2 separate regions of the Homo sapiens genome follow, and region 2 is linked to region 1. A link is an interaction called in ENCODE POLR2A ChIA-PET data of the cell type or tissue named here. Cell type or tissue: CD4-positive, alpha-beta T cell. All regions are shown on one strand. Links, peaks and the distances in the headings refer to the core of each region. The heading gives the core; the rest is flanking DNA. Region 1 has its middle 38 kb from the start of XCR1. Region 2 overlaps LRRC2 (leucine rich repeat containing 2).

The links. ChIA-PET counts read pairs that join two places held together with the same protein. Peaks named below come from ENCODE experiments on the same cell type or tissue, not always from the same donor. Only the 100,000 strongest peaks of a DNase experiment are listed, where the experiment ranks them.
Region 2: POLR2A ChIA-PET joins it to region 1 with 5 read pairs; 2 of 35 experiments call an interaction of 5 or more read pairs at or near these places.

What each region holds. Positions count from the first base shown.
Region 1 is chr3:46,063,402-46,067,790 of GRCh38, reverse strand. It overlaps a transcript of XCR1 not described here. Among named protein-coding and RNA genes, the nearest start is that of XCR1, 38 kb to the right of the region's middle. In CD4-positive, alpha-beta T cell, for the core only: no CTCF peak of the experiment used is centred there; DNase peaks (open chromatin) are centred at 1,730 and 2,330; H3K27ac peaks cover 1,679 bases.
Region 2 is chr3:46,536,772-46,541,160 of GRCh38, reverse strand. LRRC2 (leucine rich repeat containing 2) reads left to right here. Exons shown (of 9, transcript NM_024512.5): 4 at 1,960-2,116. Among named protein-coding and RNA genes, the nearest start is that of LRRC2-AS1, 18 kb to the left of the region's middle. RefSeq lists an enhancer at 2,040-2,099. In CD4-positive, alpha-beta T cell, for the core only: no CTCF peak of the experiment used is centred there; DNase peaks (open chromatin) are centred at 1,340, 1,850 and 2,230; H3K4me3 peaks cover 1,245 bases; H3K27ac peaks cover 1,657 bases.

The sequences.
Region 1 (4,389 bases), core at 176-4,175:
GTTCTCACCCCTATGCACTTTTCAAAACTTAGCCAAGCCACTTCTTCCAGGAGGTTTTCCCTAAATCTCCATGTGACAGTTTTGAAATATGGTCCCCAAGTTAGTTAACAGTCCTCTAATAGAAAGTGATCATGTGTTCCCTGGGGCAGGAATTTGGGCCTCTGTGACCTTTCATAGCTCTGGGCACCAAAGCAGTGTATAATTGACTAATCCAGGGAGGAGTGTTATTCAAGGACACACAGGTGACCTTTGTGGTAAGAATGTGCTATGGGTGACATGAGCTGGCCAGAACTGAAGGCATGGAACCCAATTTAGCCCAACTCATCTCAATCCAACCAGCTAATGCTGCTTATCTTTCCAGTCTCAAACCTTGATGTTCCTGCCTCTTACACCATGCACCTCACCCACACTGAACCCCCTGATGGCCCAGAATATCCACTAGTGCATGAATATTCCCCTAGATCTGGCATTCAGCCCCCTCTCCCTGGATAACTCCTACTTGTCCTTCTGATCCCCCTTTGACATCACCTCCTCCAGGAAGCCTAACCTGCCTCTTCAAAGCTGCTATGCTCAGAGCCTGCCCCTCACATAGAACTTACCACACTGCCTCCTAATCATCCATTTCCATATCTGTGACCTCACAAGTATCTTCACAGGTATTCCTTTTTGAACCCCCAGCACCTAGAGGTATGCTATGCCCAGCTGTGAAAACAAATGTTCACAGCCTGATTGTGCCAATGGCCTGGCTGAATATGCTATGCTCCTGTCCTCCCTTCAGCAAGCATGTATTGAGGTCTGACTCTGTACTGCAGGTATATGGCTTCCTCATTGCACTACTGTCATCATTCAGGTTGCTGGAAAAATCAGCTATTGAGGACCCACCATCTATGTAGTAAGTATCTAACTCATATTAATTTATTTAATCCTCACACCAACTCAGTAAAGTCGGTGTTATAATTATCTGCAATTCAGATAATAAAACTGAGGTGCCAAAATTGCATAGGCACTGAATGCTAGAACCTGGGTTTAAACCCCCGTGGTCTAACTCCAGACCCATGGAATTAACCTCTACTCTGCCTGGCTTCCTTCTTCATGACTGCTTAGACACTTGTTACAAATGCAGAGGCCTGGGCCCCATCCAAAGAGCTTCTGTTTCTACAGGTCTGGGTGGAGCCTGGGAACCTATATATGCCAGGAGCCTCACCTAGTGTAGTCCACACCAACTTCCCACTAAGAAATGATGGCTGTGGCTGGGCGGGATGGCCGACGCCTATAATTGCAGCACTTTGGGAGGCCCAAGTGGGTGGATCAAGAGGTCAAGAGATTGAGACCATCCTGGCCAACATGGTGAAACCCCGTCTCTACTAAAAATATAAAAATTAGCCGGGCGTGGTGGTGCGTGCCTGTAGTCTCAGCTACTCAGAAGGCTGAAGCAGGAGAATCGCTTGAACCCGGGAGGTGGAGGTTGCAGTGAGCTGAGATTGCACTGCTGCACTCCAGCCTGGTGACAGAGTGAGACTCCGAAGAAAAGAAAGAAAAAGAAAGAAAAGAAAAGAAGCAGAGAGAGAGCGAGGGAGGGAGGGAGGGAGGAAGGAAGGAAGGAAGGCAGGCTGTGCCCAAGAGCACCAAGGAGTATGTCTGAGACTACATGGTCTGGTCCTAGTGAGCCTGTCTTGCTGCATCACAACACACTCTGTGCTTACTACCCTCGCTCCCTCCACCAGGAATGCTGTCGCTAGCCTCCCTCCTTCCACCCACCCTTATGTGCTTGAGCAGCAAAGGAGTGAGACAAGGGAGTGAATATATTTTCCTCGGATCTTCCTCTGAGAATGAGTTAGCAAATGCCCCAGGGACATCCCTACGTGGCCTCTTCCGGAGGCCCTGGAGCAGGCAAAGACGCCTCAAGCTTCTCAAATGCCTGTTTAGTCTTTGGTGCTACCAGAAATATCCAAAAGCCTTCATCTAGGACCCTACACACATTTAGAGCACACCGCCCAGGGCTCAGTCCTCTAAGTGCTAACCTTGGTCATTCTCTGAAGCTCCTCACAGCCCTGGTGATTCCAGCAGTAATTTGCTCTGCTTGAGACAGATCTGACCCAGAGAGCAAGGCAGCAGTGGAGCTTGGTGTAGCCCGGGGCCACCACCTGCATTTCCCCAACTCTAATTGGTGATGCCGTGTAAGTGGGCTGTGTGTGGTTGGGTGAGCAGAGCAGGCTTCAAAGAAAAGGGCCTCCACCCAGGAGTCGGTGAATTTTACTGTCACCCGACATCAAGGGAGTATCATATGATATTTGGCAGGTGGCCCAGAACAGCTCAGCTGCCGGAGCTTGTTGTAGAGTGGACAGGTTAGCATTTGGGGGATTCCCCAGAGTGTGGCAAATGGAAGCTCAGGCACCTCTCTTAAAGCCACATCAAAGTTAAGTTGCTAGAAAGCTAGCAAGACTCCTGCAGGTAACAGTCCCTAAGGGGAGCCTGAAAGTGCGGGATGGGTGAAGGTGGGAAGGAAAAGCAGGTTGGGGATTTTCCCCTAACCAATATTACTTGTTTTGACTATTGCTACATAACAAAGTGCCCCAAAATGTAGAGGCTTAAAAGAACCATTTTATTAGATCTTATAATTTTGTGACCCAGAAAGTTGAGTAGAGCTTGGCTGGGTAACTCTATTTTTTTTTCCTTTTTTTTTATTTCTTTATTTTTTTGAGACAGGGTTTTTCTCTTGTTGCCCAGGCTGGAGTGCAATGGCGGGATCTTGGCTCACCACAACCTGCACCTTGCTGGTTCAAGCAATTCTCCTGCCTCAGCCTCCCGAGTAGCTGGGATTACAGGCATGCGCCACCACACCCGGCTAATCTTGTATTTTTAGTAGAGACGGGGTTTCTCCATGTTGGTCAGGCTGTTCTTGAACTCCCAACCTCAGGTGATCCACCCACCTCAGCCTCCCACAGTGCTGGGATTACAGGCGTGAGCCACTGCACCCGCCCTGGGTAACTCTTCCAAGTGGCATCAGTGGGGGTCCCTTGGTGCTGTTGAGCTGGTGGATACCTGGGGCTGAGCAGAGAAGGCTGGAGAGCTAGGCGCAGCTGGAACCATCTACCATTCCTGCATGTGGCCTCACCAGCATGGTGGCTTCATGTGTCGCACTTCGAAAGTGGTGGTCAGAGCACCAAGTGAGAATGTTCCAAGAGACCCAGGTGGAAGCTGCAAGGCTTCTTATGAGCTACAAGTCCAAGAATGTCACTCCAGCCACATTCTATCAGTCAAGCAAGTCAATGAGGGATTTCAAGGGAGTGGAATTGGACTTCATCTCTCAGTGGGAGGAGCAGTAAAGAATTTGCAGCCATATTTAACCTCCCATGATACAAGAGAGCTAGGAAAAACTTGCAAGGCTCATTGTGGGATTTTTTTACTCCATACATGTTTGTTGAGTTCCTGGTATGTGCCAGCTACTGCCCTAGGCACTGGAGAGACAGACCAATGAACAATACAGAGACATGATCCCTGCCCTTATGGAGACTGTAGTCTAAAAGAGTCTAACAAATAATTACGCAGTGCCTGGCACATGATATGTGTTCAGTCAATGTTGAATACTGGTATTATTATTGTTAAATAATCATTAGGGGCCAGACACATTGGCTTACACATGTAATCCCAGCACTTTGGGAGGCCAAGGTGGGAGGATCACTTGAGGCCAGGAGTTTGAGACCAGGATGGGCAACACAGCAAGACTTTGTCTCTACTAAAAATAAAAAAATTATCCTGGCATGGTAACATCCACCTTTAGTCCCAGCTACTAGGGAGGTTGAGGTGGGAGGATTGCTCAAGCCTGGGAGGAGGTCAAGGCTGTAGTGAGCCATAATTGCACCTCTGCACTCCAGCCTGGGTGGCAGAGCGAGGCCCTGTCTCAAAAAATATTAGTAATAACCATTGGGAAAAAAGATTTGCCATAAGCAGATAAACAACAGTGTGCCAAAGGGTACAATCAACAAAGAGGATTACATGTTTAGGAGGTTAACATTTAAGCCAAAGATGAGAAGTAATGAACTAGGGGAAGGGGGACGTGAGAGAGTTTTCAGGCAGAGGAAACAGTGTGTGCCCCACAGTGCAGTGGGCAAGGGCAGTGGGCATCGAGTTAGGCTGGGCAGGTGGCATAAGGACAGATCACCCGAGGCTCTGCCCTTGGGTGTTCATGTAGATCCACCTTCCACCTTTTCCACCTGCCTTGTGCTTCTGAGGACTGATGTGTATGAGCTGCACCCACAGTTCCCTTTTCTCCTGGTTGGCGACAGTGGAGGCACCAGCAGGAGTTTAGACAGGGGAACTCAGGGGTCGGGGGAAAAAGAAAGTGGAGTATGTATTTTTCTGGTTTCGTCTCTGCTGGACTGGGGTGAA
Region 2 (4,389 bases), core at 192-4,191, 470 kb before region 1:
GGAGTTTCACTGTGTTAGCCAGGATGGTCTCGATCTCCTGACCTCGTGATCTGCCCGCCTCGGCCTCCCAAAGTGCTGGGATTACAGGCGTGAGCCACCATGCCCGGCCTATCCTAATATTTTTCTTGTTGAAAATAGTCATGAACATAATTTTAGAAATTTAATAATCTTTCATGTGTGCCATTATTGAAAGAGTGGAATGAGGTTATTTATGAGACAGTCAGTACGTTGAAGTGTCAATGAAGAGATTGTGATTATGAGCCTGTGGTCAGCTCCCTGATGACCCAACTCATTTTGTCTCAGTTCCAGGAGGCAACCCTCTGGTGTGGTGTGGGTTCCATTCAGATCAAGAGGTGTCGGGACAGTTTGCCAGGGCCACGAGAAGGGGGCAGGTGGTAACTAGGTAGTTGGCTTCAGAAGCAGCGGCACAGGGCCCTATGCTTGGTTTAATGCTCTGTGCTCACCATCTTGAACTTCTTAATTTTTAACAAGGTGCCTGCATTTTCATTTTGCACTAGGCTCTGCAAACTCAGTAGTGGATCCTTACTGTAAGTGATTCACTTAAATGTCTTTGGGGTTTCAGCTTTCCTCTTCCAAAGGGGCTCACTTTGCCTATCAATTTTTTTTTTTTTTTTTGAGATGGAGTCTCACTCTGTCACCCAGGCTGGAGTGCAGTGGTGCTATTTTGGCTCACTACAACCTTCGCCTCCTGGGTTCAAGCGATTCTCCTTCCTCAGCCTCCCAAGTAGCTGGGATTACAAGTGCACGCCACCACACCTAGCTAATTTTTGTATTTTTAGTAGAGATGGGGTTTCACCATGTTGGCCAGGCTGGTCTCGAACTCCTGACCTCAGGTGATTCACCCGCCTTGGCCTCCCAAATTGCTGGGATTACAGGCGTGAGCCACTGTGCCCGGCCCACTTTGCCTATCTTATGGTACTGTTGCATGAGATAATACTAGAGTGAAAGCACTTTTGCAAGTTAACAGCTTAACCCACACACAGGAGGGCAATGGTTGTAAAGCACATTACAAGTACCAAGTACAAAAAAGAAGGATCACTATGGACTCCATTGCTCCCTCCACCTCCCCTTCAACTGCCATGGAGTTTTCCACACCTCATCCCACCTCCACCCTGTGCTCCAGCCACTTTGCTGATGGTGCGTTGTGGTCAGCTTCTGAGGTCAGGGGACCTGTGTGTCTCGTCTTTGCCCCACCCCTCAGTGCTGAGCACCCCTCACCTGCAATGGGGGCTCGGTAACTCTCGGTGAATTAGATTTCTTCAGCTGGACAAATAGCCTCCTTAAAGTCTTTAAACGCTTCTTGCTTGACACCTTTACAGTTTTATCCCAGAACACTTGAGCTAGGGGAGGCCTTGGACACTGAGTTCATCAATGTCATTTCAGCAGTGGAGACCCAGGGAGGTGGCGTGACTGGAAAATGGCAGGGCCTGGGCCGGAACTCAGGTGTCCCAGCTGACTGTCTTTCTCATGCTTTTTCCCTTTCATAGACTCTTAAGAATATTTGGAAATGTGGTACAGCAAATATTAGAGGTTTATCAAGTATTTCTAAAAGCAACTACAGACAAAGGGAAACGAAGCACAAATTTTGAAATCGAATGTATAGACAGACCTTAGGGGATGTTAAGTTGGTATGTTGCAAATAAATAATACACATTGTGGCTCTAAGTGTGAGTCTGGTTTTTTGTGTTCACTAGGATTTAATTTTAATAACATCATGAATTCACGGCAGTTTTGAAATAGGGCTAATATACTGTTGTGAAGTTGACGACAACTGCGGTGTCTTTGGTTTCTTTTTGAAATGGCTGGAGTGCTGGTGGTTAAGTTTTATGCTCTCGTGTCTGCTTTCTCACTTCCTGTTTTAAAATAAATGCTTGGTTTTACACGGCTTTGTGCACACGGAGGAGCTAGTTCTGATTGATGTCATTCTTTCTATTTTAGGAGCTCCCAGATTCATTGAAGGAGCAGACACACCTGAGAGAATGGTACATAAGCAATACCTTGATTCAAATCATTCCTACATATATTCAGTTATTTCAAGCGATGAGAATTCTGGATCTGCCAAAAAACCAAATCTCACATCTTCCAGCAGAAATCGGTATGTCAACTTAGCAGGGGTCTTCGGGCCTCTGGTGTGTTAAGCAGGCAGCTGTCAGGCAGGTGACAGACACTGTGCAGACACCGTGTTTCCTCTCCAGCTTCCCCAGGAAGTGGTTGGGCAGGGCCGTTTGGAGGCTCCCCAGAGCTGCTTGTTTGCAGCATCCCTTTGGGTGGTGAGGTCGGCGTCTCGCCTGTATAACTCAGCACACAGGACACTTGCCAATTGCTCAGAAACCAGAAGTTTCATGAGTGAGCAATATTTTATTTAGGAACTCTGTGTTTATTTTCTTTTTGTTTTAAACCTATAAACGTGCAGTATGCTTATTAGAAATGTAATGTATTGCTCTTATACATTAGTCCATTGATAAATCTAGTTTAGCTTATGTTGTCTTTTTTTTTCTTTTCCTTGAGACGGAGTTTCGCTCTTGTTGCCCCAGCTGGAGTGCAATGGCACAATCTCGGCTCACTGCAACCTCTGCCTCCCTGGTTCAAGTGATTCTCCTGCCTCAGCCTCCCAAGTAGCTAGGGTTACAGTCACGTGCCACCAGCTGATTTTGTATTTTTTTTTTTAGTAGAGAAGGGGTTTCACCATGTTGACCAGGCTGGTCTCAAACTCCTGACCTCAGGTGCTCTGCCTGCCTCGGCTTCCCAAAGTGCTGGGATTACAGGCATGAGCCACAGTAACCAGCCTGATGTCTTTTTGATGGATCAAAATTTTATAATTCTCAGTCATTATTCAGTTGTGTTATCTTAAAATGAAAATGACAGTGATCATTATTGCTTCTCTTTTTCCTGGGGTGCAAGGAGTGAAGGTCTGGAGCTGCATGGAGCTCCATTCTTACACATGTGCCCTGGGACCAGTGGTTTCGCATAGTTATGTGAAAATTTACCAGAAGCCAAGACCCTGTGGGACAGGTGGCTTGTGGAGCCTCTGGTGTTCATACATGTCTTGCTGGCTGTGTCAAGACTACAAGGCTCTGACCACCCTCTTACCCAGGCCGATCTTGGGGATGCATATGCATGTACTAACCTTGAGGGATGAGGAGACACCTGCTCCCAGGCAAAGAGCAGCCTTGCTAACCACTTGCTGTAAAAGTGGTGGGTTCCCCAAGCTCAGGGTTCTCAGCTGTGATGTATATGTGCATAGCATCTATCCAGGCCATCTGCATCACGCTTGGTAAACTTAGCTGTAAGTGCAACTCACATCAGTATGCTGTGTTGGACCAGGAGCCTCGTGTCTTCTGTCGGTATCCATGAAACAGGAATAGGCAAAATTTATTAGCTTCTAAGCAGGGTAAAATCAAATTTTAGACCCAACAAGGATAAGTACTTCTGTTTCCTTGCCTAGTTTCTGGAAAGGTAGAAAGGACCTTAGAATTTCTATGACTGAAAAGTACCATTTTTGACATGTAAGGGGTCATTTACCTCCTGCCCCTTTATTTTGCAAATTGGAGAGACCCACTGACTGAATCATTAACTGACTGAATCATTATCATTTACATATTACACTAAGGAACTTCTTCAGAGCCTGGGCTAGAAGCCAGATTTCACTATTTGCAGGTCATTTTTGGGCAAGCTCATGGTATATTTAAATAACTGGATAGAGTTTCTGAGGACTGAGTTACTTTTAAAAACCCTTTTTAGGCTGGAGGCGGTGGCTCATGCCTGGAATCCCAGCACTTTGGGAGGCTGAGGCAGGCAGATCACTTGAGCCTAGGAGTTTGAGACCAGCCCGGGCAACATGGCAAAACCCCATCTCTACAAAAAGTAAAACATTAGCCAGGCATGATGGCGTGTGCCTGTGGGAGGATCGCTTGAGCCCAGGAGGTTGAGGCTGCAGTGAGCGGTGATGGCACCAGCCATCACTCCAGCCTGGGTGACAGGGTGAGACCCTGTCTCAAAACAAACAAACAAACAACCCTTTTCAAGTAGAAAGGTTCTGTCCTTATACATTTGAGAAGCCACAGTGGTTGACCTAGACTCAGGGATCCTTGCCATCCTGCCACCTTGGCTTGGGAATCCAGTGGTTGGCAGCAAGATAGATGGGGTATTAAGCATGGAGCTGTCAAAAGGCAGGGCATCAGAGCATCACCATGGGATGAGTCATGCTCACAGTTGTCTGAAATGTCATCAGAGGTGCTCCATTTAATATGTATCTTTGTTCATCTCTTGAAATGTCTTCCTTGAAATTATTGCCAGCCAGATTAACACCTGTTCTTTTTTAACTTCCCACACTACACCAATGTACTATTCATTCTTTCCTTGTGAGCC